Regions from separate parts of the Homo sapiens genome. Here region 2 is linked to region 1. The links are chromatin loops, found by intact Hi-C in ENCODE. Cell type or tissue: sigmoid colon. All regions are shown on one strand. Each heading gives the region's core, and the rest is flanking DNA. Links, peaks and the distances in the headings are about the cores only. Region 1 holds the start of NOVA1 (NOVA alternative splicing regulator 1). Region 2 overlaps NOVA1-DT (NOVA1 divergent transcript).

Evidence for each region. Hi-C counts contacts between places; a loop is a spot of excess contacts. Peaks named below come from ENCODE experiments on the same cell type or tissue, not always from the same donor. Only the 100,000 strongest peaks of a DNase experiment are listed, where the experiment ranks them.
Region 2: a loop joins it to region 1, with 2.9 times the contacts of the local background. A loop is called at or near these places in 1 of 110 quality-filtered maps.

Annotation. Positions count from the first base shown.
Region 1 is chr14:26,592,997-26,603,499 of GRCh38, forward strand. NOVA1 (NOVA alternative splicing regulator 1) reads right to left here and starts at 5,037. Exons shown (of 5, transcript NM_002515.3): 1 at 4,305-5,037; 2 at 2,414-2,557. The coding sequence starts at 4,440. It overlaps NOVA1-DT (NOVA1 divergent transcript), which reads left to right and starts at 5,651. Exons shown (of 7, transcript NR_147061.1): 1 at 5,651-7,191. In sigmoid colon, for the core only: no CTCF peak of the experiment used is centred there; DNase peaks (open chromatin) are centred at 3,895, 4,315 and 5,455; H3K4me3 peaks cover 4,149 bases; H3K27ac peaks cover 1,238 bases.
Region 2 is chr14:26,657,724-26,668,226 of GRCh38, forward strand. The region is part of intron 2 of NOVA1-DT (NOVA1 divergent transcript); the gene reads left to right. Among named protein-coding and RNA genes, the nearest start is that of NOVA1-DT, 64 kb to the left of the region's middle. In sigmoid colon, for the core only: no CTCF peak of the experiment used is centred there; no DNase peak of the experiment used is centred there.

The sequences.
Region 1 (10,503 bases), core at 1,680-9,679:
CAAATGAGAAACAGAAAAGGGGCTTCATGAAATAAACATTAGGCATATTTGTTCCAGTAGATTATGACAGTCATAAATATACATATATATAGCTTTAAGAACTTCATATATGTATGAAAGACACAAAAACGGGCTTCCAAATGATTTCATTAATCCTCTAAGAAATTCTTTATAACTTGATGATATGATCACAGTTTATAATTTAGCTCATCTGAGATGTACAAGGTAAGTGTCCCTTACGTACATCTGAGTAAGAGAAACTGAAAAGCGCTCAGAGGCTATGTTGAAGAATACCGGGATCTTAAAATTATTCTGAAGACTTGTGGTCAAGTGCGAAGAGAAAGACTATTAAAATTAATGTCTATCTGAAGCAAAGAGATTATCTGTCCAAACAGGTAATAATCCAGTTAAAATTGTATTTTAATACAAACTGTTCAGAATTCTTTAAGCTTCTTATAAACTACGAGGCTTTATTTTATCCTTAAAATTGATCCCATACTGTGTGATTGGTTTCCACCTGTTACCGGTAAAGTATAGACTTCTTTTATCCAACATTTCAACTCACATTTGATCAGGTTACGTCACCACACACACAAAATTTTATTCAACGCATTCCAGCTTTCCATTTTTTTCCAACAGATATTCTTGCTCTATACAAATAACATGCCTCAGAACTATAAATAAAATAATCAATTTCAATGTAATAAGCAAAAAATGTACAACTAAGTGGACTAAAAACAAAAGATCTAATTCTCAGTGCACCCTTTCCAACCCACTGAAAATAAACTATATTCAAATGAAAAGGCATTTAATTTACTATTTGGAATATCCTTGATAAACACCAATTTTCTGTAACATCCCTGCACATCTGATACCACCTCATGTATAATGCAAAAAAGCTATTTCATTTTCATCTATTGACAGTGAATTTAATTTACCATTGCAGCTCTTTTCCTAGAACTATCACGTTATTAATTCTGCAATCAAGCTCTTTTGAGTGCTTTTATTTGTACTAAGGGTTTTCACAATTCCACATTGATTTTTTTTATCATAATATACCTTTTAAACATATGAATGTGAATATGTTAGCAAACTTTCTTAATGCATAAGGAAAGTTTCAGAGACAAGGAAAGCCATCTGCAAAACTACACTCATAGGAAACAAACTTTAGAGGAACATCGTGTCTAATATATTACTTTTTAGTTTAATAAGTTTAATGTTTACAAAAAATACTACATTTAATTTGTAAAACTAAATGATAGTTTCAACCATTCTAAAACCTTCTTATCCAGTATAATGGTCCATTTCTAATACCAAGTGATTGGCTATGAAAAAGAAGTCCTCCAAATGTTCTGCTTACATTCATGCCAGATGTCTTTGCTGTATTAAAGAACTCTTACTGAATTAGATCACTGAAAGCAAATCAGCTTTTCTTTTCCACCAGGAAGAAAAAAATTAAAGCAGTATTGGTTCCCTCAGCACTGAATTAACGTTTTTGACAGCCATAAAGATAAAATAACCTTTAAAAAAATCACAGAAAGCTAGATTTAAATAAAAGCAAATCAGCTGATAATGTTTTATCTAGGAAATGTACTACTCAATTACAGAGACTTTTCCCTTAAACCTAAAATACATATAGTGATTAGCAAAATGTAAGAAAAAAATAGAAAAAGATGGACATGCAGAACTATTTAACACTTAAAAAGGCATACTTGAAAGTGAAAAACAAAAAATTTATACCACCAAGGAAACTTCCCATATTCCAGTAGGTTACTGTACTACACTGTCAACATATTTAATCAAATTTAGCTCTTAAGTTAACATGAATTCTGAAGCATTATTTTACTTCTTGCATAACAGTATAAATTTCCTTATATCAATTGCATTAAAACTGCAATATTTAAAAAATCTGAAGAGGCAACACTTGTCCTCTTTACTTCACTCCAAGGCCAACAAACAAAGCAATGAAGCAGAAAGAGGTACATAATGGATTCAGAAGTAAATGGTCCATTCTTTAAGAAGCCTCCCTACCCCCCTCTTCTGAATTCACTCTAAGCTAATTGTCATTACAATGATGTCTGAAAACTTCAGAAGAACCCTATTTCCTGATGCCAGCTGTCCAGGTTTCTATCTTTAAATTTTTGAGTTTTTTTGCTAATAAGAATTATTCAGAAATACCCGAATCATCTTGCAACTGGTCTAATTCACATACACGGTACAACAATTATAGGAAAAAGGCATAATCAACAATAGAAATAATCTGAAAATTTTTCCACAATATATTCCTATAAAGCAATATCTAAATAAAGTCTCCAGTATTGTTTAAAAATTCTTTCAAGACAGCACACAACACAAGTAGATCTTTCTTTCCTGTGGGGAGCTCATCAAACAATCTCTTCACCATTGCACCTACCTGGGTAAAAATCTTTGGACTTAGACAGCTTGATGGTGGCTCCAGTTTCTTTTTGCAACTGAACAATTGTCTGTCCTCCCTTCCCAATTATAGATCCAGCAGCATAACTAGGTATGAGAACCTTTAGAAAATACTGGCCGTCTTCTGAAAAATGCAAAGAAATATACTCGGTTAACACAGTATTTCAAACTTTGTATCCCCTCTCCACCCTCAAGAGAGAAAAACAGCAACTAAAGCACTGGGTATATAACTGCAGGAAATATGAAGTTAAACATTTTTTGAGAATGAAAATAAGCCAATTACATTGAAAAACAAACAGGTACAAAATGTTTCCCATTTTATAGGATTTATACTTTCAAGCTTGGAATTAAAATATAAACATATTCTATTATTTTGCAGCACTGTAAAAACTGATGACTAAATTCCAGTTGTTATTCCAAACATGGAAATCTTCCAATTCTATCTGTGGCAAAATGAAATGAACTGACCCTTTAACAAAACTTCAGAGGTTTATAAGATGACAAACCTTCACTTAACATATTAAAAAAGAAGAAAAGCCCAGGACTGTAAATAGTGATGAGCTATATTTATTTGTCATTAGCAGACACATAAGGACTACAATTAGCCATTGCCTATATCCTACTTAAAGTCCGCAAAACAACCATTCTCCTACCAAATAATCCACCCAAACTGTGGGGTGTATTCCAAGTCTTCAATAACTGCCAGGAAATAACTCAGTGTGGTGGACTGGCAAATCTAACTAATCCTAGTGCATTTCTTTAGCACTTCTTAGTCTACCGTGATCTCGTTTAAGCTCATTAATTAAAGGACCTTAAGAAGAATTCTGCCAATACTAAAAAGCTTAGGAGTCATTTATATTAAATAGGCTTAAAAGTGACAAAACAGGTAATGTTCCTTTCCCAAAATAATCACAACTTTTAAAACGGAAAGGGGGTGGAAGAACCAGGAAAAATAAAATGAAACGTTTTAGAAAATTAAGCCAACTCCACAAACTTTAATTTCCGTCAACTTGATCACATCTTATACAGGAGACACCCCGGTAAATCCAGCTTTCTTAATGTGAATGAATGTTCCAAATGTTGTGGTGTGCCACTCAAAAGACCCCCATCCGTCTACAATGCATATGCTGGAGATAAATTCACCTCTGCTTCGATGCATTGGGTGCATTGTTAAGATGATTCCAGTGCAAATGAAGAAGCGATATCGGTCCCGTTAAAACTCATCTTCCAAGGAAGCGCAGGATGTTAACTAACAAGTCACCGTTCCAGACACCCCCACCCTCGTATGCACCCCCCTGAAGACAAATCAATGAAATATTTGCACCGACAATCTAAGTGCGGTAAGGGCATGCACTCATCAAGATTTTGCATACTACTTGTGGCCCAAAGCAAGAGGATGGAGAGAGGAAAAACTCTCCGGCGCCCCAGTCATTCGCAATCCGCTACCCAAGTGCCATTTATTTATTTATTTTATCAGACTGTTAAACGCAGCGCGCATCTTCGGGCGGCCATCACCTCACTCCGGGGTCATCCTCCTCCTCCTCCTGAATGGACCTTCTTGCCCAGGTCTAGGATATTTACATGGTCAACCTCTGGACCGATTAAATGGAAAGATAGGTCTATTCCGAAAAACTGGTCGCCATTTTGATGAATGATAAACACAGAAATGGAAATGTGTCGGGGACACCTAGGCGCGGGGCAGGTGCAGGGGAGGGGGCGCGGGGCAGGGGCGCAGGGGCCGCCGGGTTCGGGCTGGAGGTGTCCGGGCCGCGGGAGGGAGGGAGGGAAGGAGGGAGGGAGGACGGCGAGGGAGGGAGGCAGGGGCGGGCGGCGGGGGATGGGGCCAGCGGGGAGGTGGAAGCGATACCCACCGCCCGTATTGGTCCTCTTGGTGCTGCCGGCTTCAGGGGGGGCTTCCAGCGGCCTTTTCCGCGAGTCCGGCGGGTCCAGGTCTATGGGAACCCCAGTGTGGGTCCCGTTCTGCTGGATGGGAGCTGCCGCCATCATGTTTGCAGTTCCTGCCGCTGCTACCGGGAGAAGGTTCTCCCTTTTGTTTTGGCTTTTTCTTTTCTTTTTTCTTTTTTTTTTTTTTTTTTTTTTGCGTTTGGGGTTTCTTAAGGTTTTTTTTTTTTAATCGGATCAATATAAATCTCTTTAGGAAAAAAAGCAATGTTGCTGGTTTGTTCTCACTGGGGAGGGGGCAGGGCTGAGGAGCAGCTGCAGTGCAGTGTCAGAAAGGAGACAGGGGAATGGAGGGGGTGTGAGAGACGGAGGGTGAAAGAAGAAGAAGAAAGGAGACAGGGGGAGAGAGTGGAGAAGGGAGAGGGGCGAGTGAATGAGCGGGAGGAGGGGACCGGGGAGGACAGGCAGAGGGAGTGGGAGAGCGCGAGGGCTGGCGGGGCGCGGGGAGAAGCCGAGGAGGAGGGGAGAGTGAGGGAAAGAGTGAATGAGCAGGAGGAGGGGAAGGAGGTGGATGCCGAGAGAGGAGCGAGCGGCAGAGGAGGGCAGGAGCCGGGAAGGAGCGCGGCGGTCCCCGCGCCGCGCTAGCGTTGCGCTCGCTCCCGCTGCTGGTGCTGCCGCCGCCGCCGCTGCCGGAGCGGTTCTGCCGTTGCCTGGGCTGCTCGGCGCTGCTGCTGCTGCCGCCCGGTCTCGCTCATTATTTCTCCCGCTTGTTGGGGGGGGCTGGCGGGGAGGGAGGGGGGTGGCTGTGAGGGGAGGGTAGAGAGGGGTTGAGTTCGTAGACTCCCACACACTTCGCGCTCGGGTCCCTGCCTCTCAGCAGCGCCGCCGCCTCCCAGCGCCGATGCTTCAGCCGGCGGGGCGGCTGAGGGGTGAGGGGGAACTCCGCGGGCGGGGGCGAGGGAGCGTGTGTGCGCGAGCGTGTGCGCGCGCGAGGGGAGCGCGTGCGCGGTGAGGACGCGCGCCGGCGGTTGGGGCGGGGGCGGGGGCCGGGGCGCTCCTGTGGGAAGGGAGGGGTGAAAGGTCGCTGGTCCCCGGCAACACGGCTCAGGCAAACGTAAGCGGCTTGTCGCAGAAACCAAGGGGTCCACGAAACGCGCTAGGCTAGAAGGCGGGAAGGAGAGATTACTGACAGCCGTGCCAGCCAATAAAATAGAAATGTGAGAAAGGTTCTTCGGGCCCCTTCCCAATCAGGAAACTTGGGTGATGAGGGGCAGCGAAGGGGTGGGGTGGGATCTTGGTCCAGCTGGTACTGGAGCGGCGACAATTTTGGCTAGTCTAAGAAGGGCATTCGAGTGACCGTTGACAACGGGTGGGACAGCGTCAGAGCTGGAGGGAGAGCCAGCACTGTATGCTTCCAGGACTTCTTGCTAGGTGCATTAGTTTTTATTTTTAAGAGTTGGGTAAAAGACATTAATTAGTTAGCATCTCACTCATCGGCGATTTTCTACGGTATGATTTCATCCAAAGAGGATTTCTTAATCGCACTGTGTGACACCGTTAGGGGACTTAGAGTGTCACTCGCCGCCTTAAATCCTTTCGGGAACAAGCCAGGATATAAATAAATAAAGCTAGGTGTGGGTCTTCCCTTCACAAGGCGCTGGTAGGCAGACTAAAGACAGGCAACAGCTGAGTGTGCACACAGAACTAAATATTGAACGAAATACGAGTGTCGGAATAAAATTCATTGCCATGTGCACGGCTTATGATTATACAGATCTTGGACATATCACGGACCTGAACGTCAACCCTGCAACACCGGATAAAACATCTAATGTAGCTGGAATAGACTCTGAAAGGACGTTAGGCATTATCTAAATCAAGTCCCTCATTTTACAGATGAGTAAACTGACTCAGTGAAGTATTTTGCTCAAGGTCGTTCATCAAATTAGTAGTTTAATTAACTCAGTGTTCTAGGAAGCAGGGTAGTAGAAAAGCATGGGATTCGGAGTCTGAAATCTTCCTTGGTTTCTGGTCCTTGTAGGCTGTTTTACAAGTGTATCTTGGGCAAATCCCTTAACGTCTTGCCATTTATTAAGGGCTTACTTACCACGTGGCAAACAATCCACTTTGCATGCTGTGTCAATTACATGCAGTATGTCGTGTAGTTATTACTGTCCCCATTTTATGAGGTAGTTTAGGTTTAAAGATATTAGAAATTTACCCAAAGTTACGCAGTTATAAACATTGTAGTAATTTCAAACTCAGGTCTTCGTGACTGCAAAGGCTGCTGTCTTAAGTATTGTAATACATTAGAGCTCCGGATTCCCTCCCACTCAAAACAGAGACTGAGACTCCAACCAATTTCCACCATTATTGGGAGTCAAACGAGAGAGACTGTGGCAATGTATTCTAAGCTGTACAAAGGTATAAACATATTCACTAGATTTGTAGAATGAAGTTATTCCTTCCCTATACTTTCCACTACAACAATTCAGCCAAAAAGATGGCTTTCATACTAAGCATAAGAAGGAACTTCACTGTAATTATGATATTCTAACCAAGAATATATGCATATCTAGGCAATAACCAAAGTGAATAGAATAAAATTTAATTCCTGATAGATTAAATAGGCAATAGCAAGGAATGCTAACGCTCCTCATAGCGTTCTTGTTGGAAGAATCATCTAGGAGGCATTGGGATTTCTGGTGCTTTTTAAGCAATGAGAGATATCAGTCCACTGAATGAGGAAGAGAATAACGTTTAGTTTCGGACTAAAAGTTCATCTGGACTACGGAAAACACGTTTGCCTCAATCAGTGAAGAAGGTATGCTGAGAGCTGAAAGAAAAGGAAAGCAGGTAAGTTAGTGCATATTGGAAAAGGTCTATTAACCAAAGTCCAAAATTTTGATCCGATGTGTAATGTTATGGGAAACCACTATATAGCCTTCATGACCAAAATAAAGAGGAATTAAACATACAATTGGGTACAAATGGAGCTGTGATGAGGAAAAAAGGTTTGGAATAAGTATGTGGTATTCAAGATAGTAAAAGGCTGATGCCAGACGTTGTACAAAGTGTTCAGTGTACAAAATTATGTAAGGACGTTTTTAAATGAAAAATTACAAAAGGGCTGGTATTTGGCACTAGATTGTTTTAAAACAGTAAACAACAGTGGACAAAGATATTTGAAGGACAGATAACTCAAACATATTACACTAAAGCTCGAGCAAAGTATTCAGTAGAATGTAATTTTGAATTGGAGAAAGACTGAGGTTAGAATTGGAAAACCTTAGTTTAACAAATTTCTAAAAATAAAATATATCTAACATAGTTTAGAAAATATTTGGCATTGCCATGCATCAGTTAAGTTGAAAAAGAGCTTGTAAGTTAAATTGCTTTACAGATACATGCTATTAAATAAAAGTCACACTGTATTCTTATAGTATTTATTTGACCCTTCTCTGATTTCTTTCTTCAGACTTAATATTTAAATACTATTATACCTATCACTCCATGGGGCCCAGAAATGGTAGATATAATTTTTAATGTGGATGGGATGCTGAATGGTAACTTAGGTATGATATGCCAGGAATCACAGAGACTATCCCAAGACCTAGTCAGACATCAAAGTATCAGTCAGCTACGAACTATTAATAATCTGGACAATGAAGATTATCAGAGAATACATTCTAATTAAGCTTCCATTTTTTAGTATATTTTGTTGTTTTTTTAAAAAAAATTATACTTCTACATCATTCTTATTGCATATCCCTATAATTCTGATTAAATGGACATCACAAACATTTTACCCTTCGTTTTCTGCATTTTGTATCAGCTAATAAAGCTGAATAACTAAAAATGTACAGTAGATCTCAGTTTATTAATATTTGGTATGATATACCTTTTATGCTACAAATAAACTGTTAGAATATACTTTTTAAAAATATAATAGAAGCGTTTGACCTTTTCTCCAAAAAGAAATACAATTTTATTTTTTAATTAACAAAGCAATTCAGCTCTACTAATTTAATAATATTTATAACACCTTAAGACACCATAGAACTTGTGTTAGTTATAAGCAACTATGATAGAAAATGATATTAATATGAATAAAAAAATCCCTGTTCTTTATTGTCTTTTATTGAGAGAGTTTTCTTCCTGTTTCAGGCTAAGTAATATAGACATAAGATTTTCTATTTTCAGTAACAATGATTGGCTTTCAAGACAAAGGACAGATAGTTGATATCCACAGATATCCCTAAACTCACTTTGTCTCCATTCTCTTGCTTTTCCTACAATCGATCCTGTTACTCAAAACATAATACAAAACATAAATACTCCCACTACTTGAATGTCTCTTGAACGCTTTGGGAAAACATTTTCTGAATTTGTGTCTCACCAGAAGCAGACCCTGATTTAAAGATTCAAGTGCAAGCAATGTATTTTGGAAATAATTTCAGGAAGCACAGTAGGACATGGGAAGTGAGGCAGGGAAGGGAAGGAAAGCAAAAAAAAAAAAAAAAAAAGTGTAAATTGCCAAGCAAGTTGTCATTGTTTTTAATCTCACTGTGATTTTCTTGGAGCCAGTTTAAAACACTAGCCCTAGAACTATCCCACTGGAAGTGTGAGAAAGCTGAGGTATATATGTACTAGCTCCCTTCAGCCATTGGTCAAGATCTATTCCTAGTGGCATTAACTCAATTCATGCTGGCCAGTCTTCAACTGCCAGCACTGCATCTTTTTCTGAGCACTTTCTCTGGTCACTGGAGTCTGCGCTGCCCTTACACAGGCTGGAAACAGTGGGGCATTAATACCTCCTGGTGTCAGAACATCCCCACGGTGACGGAAAATCAGGCCAGTGGGCCCTAAAATGATAGAGCACAGACATATGAGTGAGGCTCTACCAGTTCGTTACAAGTATCAACCTAAATTTAGGGGAAAAGAAAATGAGAAGACTGTTAATAGAAGGTATTGTTGGGAATTAAATAGTAAGGATAATGAAATAATTTGGAAAGCTTGAAGTACTGAAAAAAGAAGGCTTTATAATTTCTATAATTCAAATACTGTAACCAAGCACTGAGTGTAAAAAGCCTGAATAATTTGTTTTCTCTGGGCTCTTCACAAACAAATTTTTAATTTTTTAAGGTATAAGTCATGAAGAATCAATGTATGTATTCTGATTTTGTTGTTGTTATTGTTTTGTTGTTGCTGTTCAATGTAGCACAAAGAAAATAGGAGCAAATATATACCAAAAGATACATGACCTATCCCAATTCTTTTATAACAAGTTCTATAAATAGACGTATTGATTAGAAATACTTTTCTAAGATTTCACTAATAGAAAAATTATTTATTGTACTTTACCTTGTCAAAAATTAAACAGTTTTCATGTTTCTCTACTTAATAATAAATTCACTATTGGTGGATATGTTTATAAAAGTATGAAAGCTCACACTAATTTATATAGAGAGATAAATGTGTTCTATACTATTTCAAAGTCCCCAAATCTTAATATTCCAATTGTAAATATGTCATCCTAATAGATATGTTAGGATTAGAAAGAATACTAAATTCTTTGGCACTGAATATGCTTCCTTGGTTTCTAATGGATCATTAATTTTTCTAGCACTTTTTCTAAATATTATGAAATGTATCATTTCGTACTTTACACACTTGACTTAAAGGCAATAAATCTGAACTAAGACTACACAGTGCAATAAAAAAGAACTTCATAATAATTGTATAATGGTTATGTAAACATTAGGGGAAGCTGGGTGAAGGGTACAGGAGAACTTCTACTATATTTGCAACTCCTCTTTAAGTCTAAAATTATTTCAAAATAGTTAAAAAAGGAACCTTGAATTGATGATCTGGTTATGACTCTTCCACGCACTAACTTTGTGACTTACAGTAGCTTAACTTCTCTGAATTTTAATTTTCCCATCCATATAATAGGAGACTTGATAGATGCTCTGTAAGTTCCTTTTTCTTGAAAAAAAATAGTATATTTTCTACCATTTGTAGAATCTGACAAAGAATATTATCAAAATCAATGTACATAATATGTACCTTACCAGGTATTTTTAAATGAGTTAGCAGTACACATTTTGATGATGTACCGTTAGGCACAATGAAAAATAAATACAAAGGAAAACAAGATTAATGTAA
Region 2 (10,503 bases), core at 1,444-9,443, 64 kb after region 1:
AAAATACTATGCTGGCTGATAAGAGGACTTCTCAAATAGCATCTGCTATAGAGAAGTTAAGAAAATGAAGAAGGCCAAGAAGATGTGATGGGCTCTTATCTCCAGGAAAAATGAAAGCCTAGGGCTAAATGAAGGTAGTAAGGCATCCACTTATCCCATCTGTTGAATTAGAGATTTTTTTAAAACTGCATTTAATGGCTAGAGTTTCTTGTTCTTTTTATTTTGATGTCCATTGTATGCATTCGTGCAAGTGTATAGTTGTGTGTATTTATGTGATTTACCATAGTGGCCACCAGTACAAGCCTGAAAAGAAAATATAAAGAGCCCATATACTTATTTTCAAAAGAAGTAAGGAAAATGAGAATAGAAGCCAGGCATGGAGGTACATTCCTATAGTCCCTTCTACTGGGGAGGTAGATGTGGAAGAATTGCTTGAGCACAGGAGTTAGAGGTTGCAGTGAGCTATTATCATGCTGCTGCACTCCAGGCTGGGAAATAGAGCAAGATCCTATTTCCTAAAAAAAAAAAAGAAAATTGAGAACAGAACCCCAAAAATGGAATGAGAGTGGAGAAGGCTAAGTCTGTGAGAGCTGCTGCAAAGCGAGAAGATAATGGAGAACGAGCTCCAGAGACCTGTGGAAAGAATTAAGAGCTGAGCTTTATGAAGGCCCATGTTAGATTTTCAAACCCAGTCCACAAAGGCATTTTCTAAGACTCAATCTTGATTCTTTGATAAATCTCCCTACACTACCTTCCTCATTAAATGTGTCTCTTTTGATTCTGCAATTATTATTTTAATGCAGATGATTCTTAATAAATCTTTACCCATAAACATAGTTTTCCTAAGTTCCATTGTAGCATCTTCAAATGACTGCTAAGCAGTTCTTTGAATATTTCTTTCATTGTATTTTCTGGCTCCCAGCCTGAGAACCTAAACTGCATTCAGGACTATCCATATACGTCTGGAGAGCTGGCAGTTCAGGCCTATTAGGGATAACTGTGCACGAGAAAATGAAACATCTTTTAGTCTCTCCTAAAGGTATAAGTAGGGAAAAATCAAACTCTTTAAAGTTGATTAAAAAAATAAGAAGATAAATACCTCTACAGTCCAGGTGGTGGGCCACCATGAACCTACACCAAAAGAGCAACCAGAGCTAGAAGGAGCTATCCTCCTCTAAGCTCAGAGCAGGAGGGAAATAGAGGGGAACCTTAAGGAGATTTCCTAAACAAAGAAAGGAAGGCTTTTTTTTCTTGAATTCAATGGTATGTGTTTGTGTTTGGACATTCCTGTGTTTTCTTGTTTTAAATTTTAATTTATTTTCTTTAGAGACAGTGTCTTATTCTGTCACCCCAGCTGGAGTGCAGTGGTACAACCATAGCTCACTGCAGCCTCTACCTCCTAGGCTCAAGTGATCCTCCTGCCTCAGCCTCCCAAGTAGCTGGGACTACAGGCACATGCTACCACACCTAGCTTTTCTTTTTCCTTGTAGAGACAGGGTCTCATTATGTTTCCCAGGCTGGTCTTGAATTCCTGGGCTCAAGCAATCCTTCTGCCTTGACCTACCAAAGTGTTGGGGTTGCAGGTGTGAGCTACTGTGCCCAGGTCCCTGTGTTTTCTTGGAAGAAGTACTTAACAATTTCTACGTTGTTTCTGTTCTGTTGTGCCTACAAACTGTTGTTCTTTGGAGAAACATGAACTACTTTTAGATTAACATTACTTCAAACATTTTGAAATCTCCATCAATTTCCTAGTTTTGTCTTTCCCCTTTGGATCTATTGATGCCCTTCAATTCTAAGAAAGTTACACTTTATATTATGATTTTCATTTCCCATTGAGCAAAACTAAGAATTACATCAAACTCTGAAACCTAGAATCAAAGCTCCAACCCTGATTTTCTTCATAGCCAAACAAGATGTGTAAGCCAGTGATTCACATGCCTGCCCTCAGTGGCAAATTGAGTTGGTTTTACCTTAGACCTGATTGGAGATCTACGCCTGCCCAGGCAGGATTAGAAGGAAGTTTTAGCAAGGCCATCAGAAAGGCCTTGAGCCAAAGTCACTTGTCAGAGGAGTCCCACATCTCCAAGGAACAGGCTTACCTCAGTATCCATGCCAGGCTCAGCCATTGATTGGGAGCAGCCCTTGGGAACGGTGACCTCAGCACAAGCACACAGATAATTTTAGCATAACAACTGGAACTTTTGGTAAATTATACTCCTCTAGGCCGGAGTACAGTGTTGTGGATTGTAGCTTACTGCCACCTGGAACTCTTGTGTTCAGGTGATCTACTTCAGCCTCCCAAGTAGCTGGGATTATAGGTAGGCACCACTGTACCCTGAAACGTAAATTATGATCAGTTCAATTCCGTGCTTCTGTGTTCTTGTGAAAAAATTGGGAGCGAGGGAAGGAGGGGGGAGAGAGAGAGACAGAGAGAGAGAGAGAGAGACATATTTATCATCAAAATATTAATTTCGATATAAAAAGTTTAATGAATGTCTCTATCCTGATTGTTCTTAATTTAGCAAGAAGAAAAAATCATATTCTCTATGGAAATAACCTCACATTTGTTTTTCTATATTAAAAGTTAAATTTGTGATTTTTTCTATATAATTTTCTCAATAATGCAGATTTTCATTATAGTTATAAAATAGAACTGGATTTGGCTCATTATCTAATGGAGTGGAATTTGGAAGTTCCAAATGGTGTAGAAACATTATTTGTGTGATAGAATGAGATTAACAAACTATATAGAATTCCATATTGTTTAGCAGTGTCAGGGAGACTAAGAGAAACATACTGGAGAGGACTTAGATATATCAACTATTATTTCCATTATACAGGTAGGAAGTCAAGGCTCAGAAAATTTGGATATTGATTCATCCATGAGAGTAGGACAGCCTTCAAATTACTGCAGAAACTTTTTTCCCGGAAGTCAGCTTTTCTCCTTAGAGATGTTTCTTAATTCCAAGCCATTTGCACATTTGTTTTTGTCCTCCCACAGTTCCCACGAATTTAGTCTTCTTATTTATTTTTCTGTATATATCAGTACATATGTTTCTACCAGCGTTCCTCTTCCCCATTGGAAGATAGTCCTAGAGTCAGTACTGTGGTTAAGAGAATGTCACTTGTGTAAGTTACATAAAATTTCTAAATATTTTTCTGAACTTGGAGCATCAAATGAGCTCATGTATTGGTAAGAATATTAAACTATATAAAGCAATTAATACACACAAAAGCTATTTTGGGGGATTATGGAGAGTACAGACTCTATCTGAACCAAGTTGCTTGCATAGAAAAATGCTGAAGAAGATTTCCAACCTAAAAATAAGTGAAAAACCAATGTGTTCAGAAGGCTGAACTTGGATAGGCTCAGGTAGCCAATAATTGAGTTATGAGAATGAGAAAAATAAGAGGGGGAAATAATTAAATAATCTCCCTGCTGATTAAAGTGATTGATAGAGAAATGACTAGCCCTGTGTTTTCTTTTTAAATCTATAAGTAATTTGCCTTTTTGGCCCCTTCTCTTTATCTTATCTTCATCTTTCCTTGTAAACAATGGCAAGTTGCTGAACACAGAGAAAATGCCAACAAAAGCCAACTGGGAAAAAGAGAAAGAATAAAATTTATTTTATTTATTTCTATTACTCTTTGAATTGCATAAACTATAAAGCTCTGCATGAGATAGCTGCACTTCTGAAATACTAGTTGTCATTAATTACACTTTTAACAGAATAGTAGCCATTCAGTTCTCCTATTGCCAAACAGCACTAATGCCATGACATTCTGTGGTCCAGAAGTTAAACTAAGGTATTACATAGAAACTGTGGAACCAAGTCAACATTTTTATATAACACCTACTAAACACACTTAGTATTATGTATACTGCTATTTTCAGGATCATAAAAATGACTTCTTATCTATAGTAATACAATTTTATATGAGACAACATACTCATAGATATGGACAAAAAATAAAATCACAAATACATTAAGCCTACTTAGATTTTTAAAAATCTCACTATTATACTTTTAAACTAATGTTGTGTGAGAGTTAAAATTCAGCATTAAAGAAAGAACTTGTTGTTTCATCCTTGTGAAGTTCATCAAATGTACTTAAGGCATCTGTTATAAGTCCTCTACATCAGGCAGAAATTAGTATTAAGAGTTTTAAATCATGTTCATCCTTTCAAATGGTTTAAAATATGCTTATGTAGAGTTACTAAGAATAATCAAGTATTTTTATTGTAATAAGTAATTTGAAAAATACCCGTTATAAATCATCTAAAAACATTCTTGCTGAAAACACAATTCACCATGAGCTTGAAAATGTACTTTTGCTTTTCATATTCTTAGTTCTATATTTTGATTTAGGTTTTTAATCAGATCTTTTTCATAGATCAAACCCTACCCTAGCTCTGCCCAAGGTTATGCAATTTAACAGAGGACAGCATTTTGTACTCAGCAAGTTTTACAGGGTAGAACGAAAACATGTTTGTAGATTAATGATGTAGTATTCTTTATGATTAAATTTTCAAATGGAGAGTCATAGCATCAAGTAGTGGAAATAACACTGGGGCTGGAGTTAGGACTGAATCTGAGCTCATTTATGGGTGGAATGACCTTGGGAAGCCATCTGCTCTCTGCAAGGCTGTTTTTATCTTCAGTATAAGGAGATGATAAAATCCAACTAATAGTGTCATGGAGAGTCAGCTTTGTAAAAGCCCACAGTTTAGCGTCAGTTTTCTACTTGTTAGTCAATAAATATGTGTTTATTACTTTTATAAGAAAGAAGAGAGGGTTTTATACTTCAGCAAGATTTATTCAAAGCTTTTCTTAGTTCATAACTGTTTTTAGCTATTTAGATACATTAATAGGTCTAATTTACTCATGAAATAACCGGGTAAGTTTAGTTTTGGAAGGATTACTGCATTTATTTGACAGAATCATTCCTAATTTTATTGTTTTACTTGGTGAGAGAAAAGGTGTATGGCTACTTTATATATACACAGCCAAGTTTAGTACATAAAGAAAAATCTACAGGTTTATAGAACCTCTAAAATTTTAGTTGCTTTCTGTTTCAGCTGAGGAAAACACACACACCCCAAAAAATGTTACCCAGGATTTTTGTTTCTTTCTAGCAAATCTAAGGCAGTTCAGCAACTCTATAACTGTAACTGTTTTCCCTTGAGATTTCGTGGGCAATTGGTAGAAATCATATGGAAAAATATAGCTTGTAAGTGACCTCTAGGTTTCATTTCCTTAGCTGCTGGAAGAGGGATGTATTATGAGAAGCAGTATGTTTAAGCTCCAGGAGATTAGGGTGTGGGTATGAGCTACGATAGTGTTGGTTGTTGTTTGATGAGGTGACTTATTTGTGGAGTGGGGCTGACAACTTTGTTGGAAGCTAGGTGATCTCACCCTGAGGGTCTGAACTGTAATGGTAGACCCATGCAAGAAGATAAATGGAAAACCTGGCTTGACAGTGTTGAAGTGTTAGAGGGAACTCAAAGACGCTGTTCATCTGGATTGACCTTCAGGTTGAAACTAGGTAAAGTGTGCTACATGTTTGTTTGCCGTGAAGTGCTCCTGAGTCATACAGAAAGATAGGGTTTTTTTTTTCTTATTTAAATCAATTCTTTAACATAAAATGTTAACAAAAACATCTAGCCTAGGGTTTCAAAATGTATTCAACACAGAAATCTTGAAAATATTTAATGCATCAAATAATTTTCCTTAGCCTGTGAGATATCTTGCACTAAAAATGTCTTTCTGCTGAAGTATTTTCTGAAATATTAGTTTCCACTTTTACTTTTTTCTCCCAGGACATCCATTCCTCTGAACCAAAGCAGCTCCCTTATTTTATTTTTTCCTTTTTTTTATTTTTTTCTAGTTCTGAAATAACCCATCTTGAAGACATAAACAATGTGCATTGATGGCTAGCCAGACTCTGTCCTGCCACAGTTCTCCTCCTACTCTTCATTTCTTACCCCAAGGAGTAGTAAACATGAATCCTGACCCACCAATGCAGTCCCAGAACTGAGAAAAGATTCACTGCAGCTAAACAGTAGGTAGAAATAAAAACAATGACTCAATTCAATAATATTAAGTGTGTTGGGAAGACAGTCTCCAAGAGAAACGATAAATAACCTACATAATGAAGAATTAGTTAGCAGTGTTATGTAAATATTGTAGCAGCATCAATGAGGAGGTAAGCAGAAGTATTTTAAGACACTATATTATACAATACACTGTGCACTGTTTCCTGGTGATAAGGTTTTTAAAGCATCTTTATAAGCTCTTCTTCTCTGTTGTGACAGGATTATTTTTGCACCTTTGGAAAGCAACTGAAAAAGGAAGCCTGGAAAAAATCCTGCCTAACAAAGCAGCAGTACTCAAATAGCTTTAACTATAAGAAAGAACTGATTCAAGATATGAGAAGAGATTTAAGATATAAGATTAAATATAAGTGTAAATGATATCCTCATTTTTATTGAAATGCTGTGTATTCCTATTATTTCAGTGAAATGTTAAATGGCAAAGGATGCATTTTTTAGATTATTTTTTTCACTGAATTTTAAACAGTCTTTGAAGCAGATATTTCATATAACAATATCCAGAAACAATAACACATATGTGGATAAAGTTGAGTGGTTGGATAATGTATTGTGCAAATTATCAAGAAGAAAACCATCTTAAAGAAATATTTTAGCTTAACAGCATCAATAAATGGGACACCTAGTTCACTTAAAAAAATTGACAATGAATGTTTTCCTCCTTATACCCCTGAAGGCCTTGGGTTTGGAATGACAAAATATTCAAATATTTTGAAATTATCTACATTTTAAATATTTATTCAAGGAGAATTGAATCTTGATTGACAATTGTGCACAAATTGCTGAAATTCAAAAATTCTAAATCTCATGTCAGATATTAGGAAATTTTAATTTTTCATTTACTAAAACGGTAAAAATGTAGACACTAGAAAAAAATGAAGAAATGACAATGTCATAGATAATCAACAAACTGAATAATTAGGTGGAATTACTCAACCCCCAGATTAGTCCATTTTCATGCTGCTGATAAAGACATACCCAAGACTGGGCAATTTACAAAAGAAAGAGGTTTATTGGAATACAGTTCTACATGGCTGGGGAGGCCTCACAATCATGGCAGAAGGCAAGGAGGAGCAAGTTACATCTTTCGTGGATGGCAACAGGCAAAGGGAGAGAGAGAGCTTGTGCAGTAAAACTCCCATGTTTAAAACCATCAGATCTTATGAGACATATTCACTATCATGAGAACAGCATGGGAAAGACCTGCCGCCATGATTCAACTACTTCCCACTAGGTCCCTCCCACAACACATGGGAATTCAAGGTGAGATTTGGTTGGGGACACAGTCAAACCATGTCATTCCACCCCTGGCCCCTCCAAATCTCATGTCCTCATGTTTCAAAACCAATCGGGTCTTCACAACAGTCTCCCAAAGTCTTAACTCATTCCAGCAATAACTCAAAAGTCCACAGTCCAAAGTCTCATCTGAGACAAGGCAAGTCCCTTCCACCTATGATTCTGTCCAAATCAAAAGCAAGTTACTTACTTCCTAGATACAATGGGGGTACAGGCATTGGATAAGTACAGCTGTTCCAAATGGGAGAAATTGGCCAAAGCAAAGGGGCTACAGGCTCCATTTAAGTTTGAAATCAAGTGGGGCAGTCAAATTTTAAAGCTCCAAAATGAACTCCTTTGACTTCATGTCTCACATCCAGGTCACGCTAATGCAAGAAGTGGGTTGCTGTGGTCTTGGGCAGCTCCATCCCTGTGGCTTTGCAGGGTATGGCCTCCCTCCCGGCTGCTTTCACGGGCTGGCATTGAATGACTGTGGCTTTTCCAGGCACACGGTGCAAGCTGTCAGGGGATCTACCATTCTGGGGTCTGGAGGACAGTGGCCCTCTTCTCACAACTCCACTAGGCAGTGCCCCAGTAGGGACTCTATGGGGTGGCTTCAACCCCACATTTCCCTTCCACACTGCCCTAGCAGAGGTTCTCCATGAGAGCCCCTCCCCTGCAGCAAACTTCTGCCTGGACATCCAGGCATTTCCATACATCCTCTGAAATCTAGGCGGAGGTTCCCAAACCTCAATTCTTGGCATCTGTGCACCCACAGGCTCAACACCATGTGGAAGCTGCCAAGGCTTTTGGCTTGCACCCTCTGAAGCCACAGCCTGAGCTGTGCCTTGGCTCCTTTTAGTCACAGCTGGAGTGGCTGGGATGCAAGGCACCAAGTCACGAGACTGCACACAGCATGGGGACCCTGGGCCTGGCCCATGAAACCACTTTTTTCTCCTAGGCCTCTGGGCATCTGATTAGAGAGGCTGCCATGAAGACCTCTGACATGCCCTGGAGACTTTTTCTCCATTGTCTTCAGGATTAACATTAGGCTCCCCATTACTTATGCAAATTTCTGCAGCTGGCTTAAATTTATCCTCAGAAAATGGGGTTTTCTTTTCTATCACATTGTCAGGTTGCAAATTTTCCAAACTTTTATGCTCTGCTTCCCTTATAAAACTGAATGCCTTTAACAGCACCCAAGTCACCTCTTGAATGCTTTCCTCCTCAGAAATTTCTTCTGCCAGATACCCTCAATCACCTCTCTCAAGTTCCAAGTTCCACAAATCTCGAGGGCTGGGGCAAAATTGCCACCAGTCCTTTTGCTATAACATAACAAGGGTCACCTTTGCTCCAGTTTCCAACAAGCTCCTCATCTCCACATGAGACGACCTCAGCCTGGACCTTATTGTTGATATCACTATCAGCATTTTTGTCAAAGCCATTCAACAAGTCTCTAGGAAGTTCCAAACTTTCCCACATTTTCCTATCTTCTTCTGAGCCCTCCAAACTGTTCCAACCTCTACATGTTATCCAGTTCCAAAGTCGCTTCCACATATCCAGGTATCTTTTAGCAATGCCCCATTCTACTGATACCAATTTACTGAATCCACTCTCACACTGCTGATAAAGACATACCCAAGACTGGGCAATTTACAAAATGAAGAGATTTATTGGACTTATAGTTCCACATGGCTGGGGAGGCCTGACAATCATGGAGGAAGGCAAGGAGGAGCAAGTCAAATCTTACATGGATGGCAGCAAGCAAAGAGAGAGAGAGTTTATGCAGTAAAATTCCCATTTTTAAAACCATCAGATCTCGTGAGACTTATTCACTATCACAAGAACAGCATGGGAAAGACCTGCTCCCATGATTCAACTACTTCCCACTAGGTCCCCCACACAACATGTGGGAATTCAAGGTGAGATTTGGGTGGGGACACAACCAAATCTTATCAACCCCTTTATACAGCCAACTCTTCATTCTCTAGCTATGTTTATGTAGTTTGTAGACACTCTACAAAGACTGTTTCATGGAAGGATGCCTTCCTCCTTCTGGTCTTCCTATTGCCATTAGTTGTTGCATACTCAAAAAAGGCAAACATATTTTAATATTATATTTTAGCAAGAGGCCACCAGAGAAGAAATATATCTAGGACTAAAACCCAGAGGCCCACATGTGCTGAATGAAAGTAGATAAAAACAGATATAAGGAAGATATTGACTTAAAAGGGAGTAAGTCAAAATATAAAAATACAGATACAGGCTAGAATCTAGGAGTTGCATCCTGGTTACCAAAGACAGTGAAAAGGGGATAGATGAGCACAGAATTCATTTAGCAATGGCAATCAGGTGTCCAGAAATGAATTAAACTTCTGAAGGTCTAAGAAAGGTCAAGGGCTTACATTAAATAGATACATAAATTCTCCCATATTGGAAAAATCTTGCTTCAGACACTATTTATAATCCCAAACCCAAGAACTACTGAATTCAATTCAGTTTATGAATGGCCAAGATATGTCAAGTCAGTCTCTCAGTATGTGATACTTAGTTGTTTGCAGTTGGTATTACTTCTTATTTCATTGTGACTTACAACATTGTAAGACTCTCTTCACAGTGAGGAGGAGTATTAGCTTTCCATAATCTCATGTCTCCATACATCACCAACCTATTTACCAAACCAAATTAAGTCTAAACAGGTCAAAAGTTAATGTATTACAGGAAAAACAGGATCGAGGTAGAGGGACTCGTGAGTATTTGTGAGCTGGACTAGAGGTGGCATAGTTGGAACCTGAGATACTGCAGAGCCAGCTGACTTGACTGACACTTTGACTGAGGTAGGAGAGGAAACTGGCACTGAGGACAAAATCTACACGTTTGCTTTCCTGGGTCAGGAATTAGGATTTGGGAGACATTTATAAACAGCACTGCTTTTCAAATCTTTAGGAAATAATTGAATTTAGGGTTAATTCTACCTTACAACTTCTCTTGTAATGTGGAGTGGGACCTAATTTAAAAGAGCAGACACAATCAGAAGAAGCCTATTGCAATCAGTATTTCTATGGAATGAAATACTCCAGGAAACAACAGTTCTAAAATGGCTACTCTAAGAATGT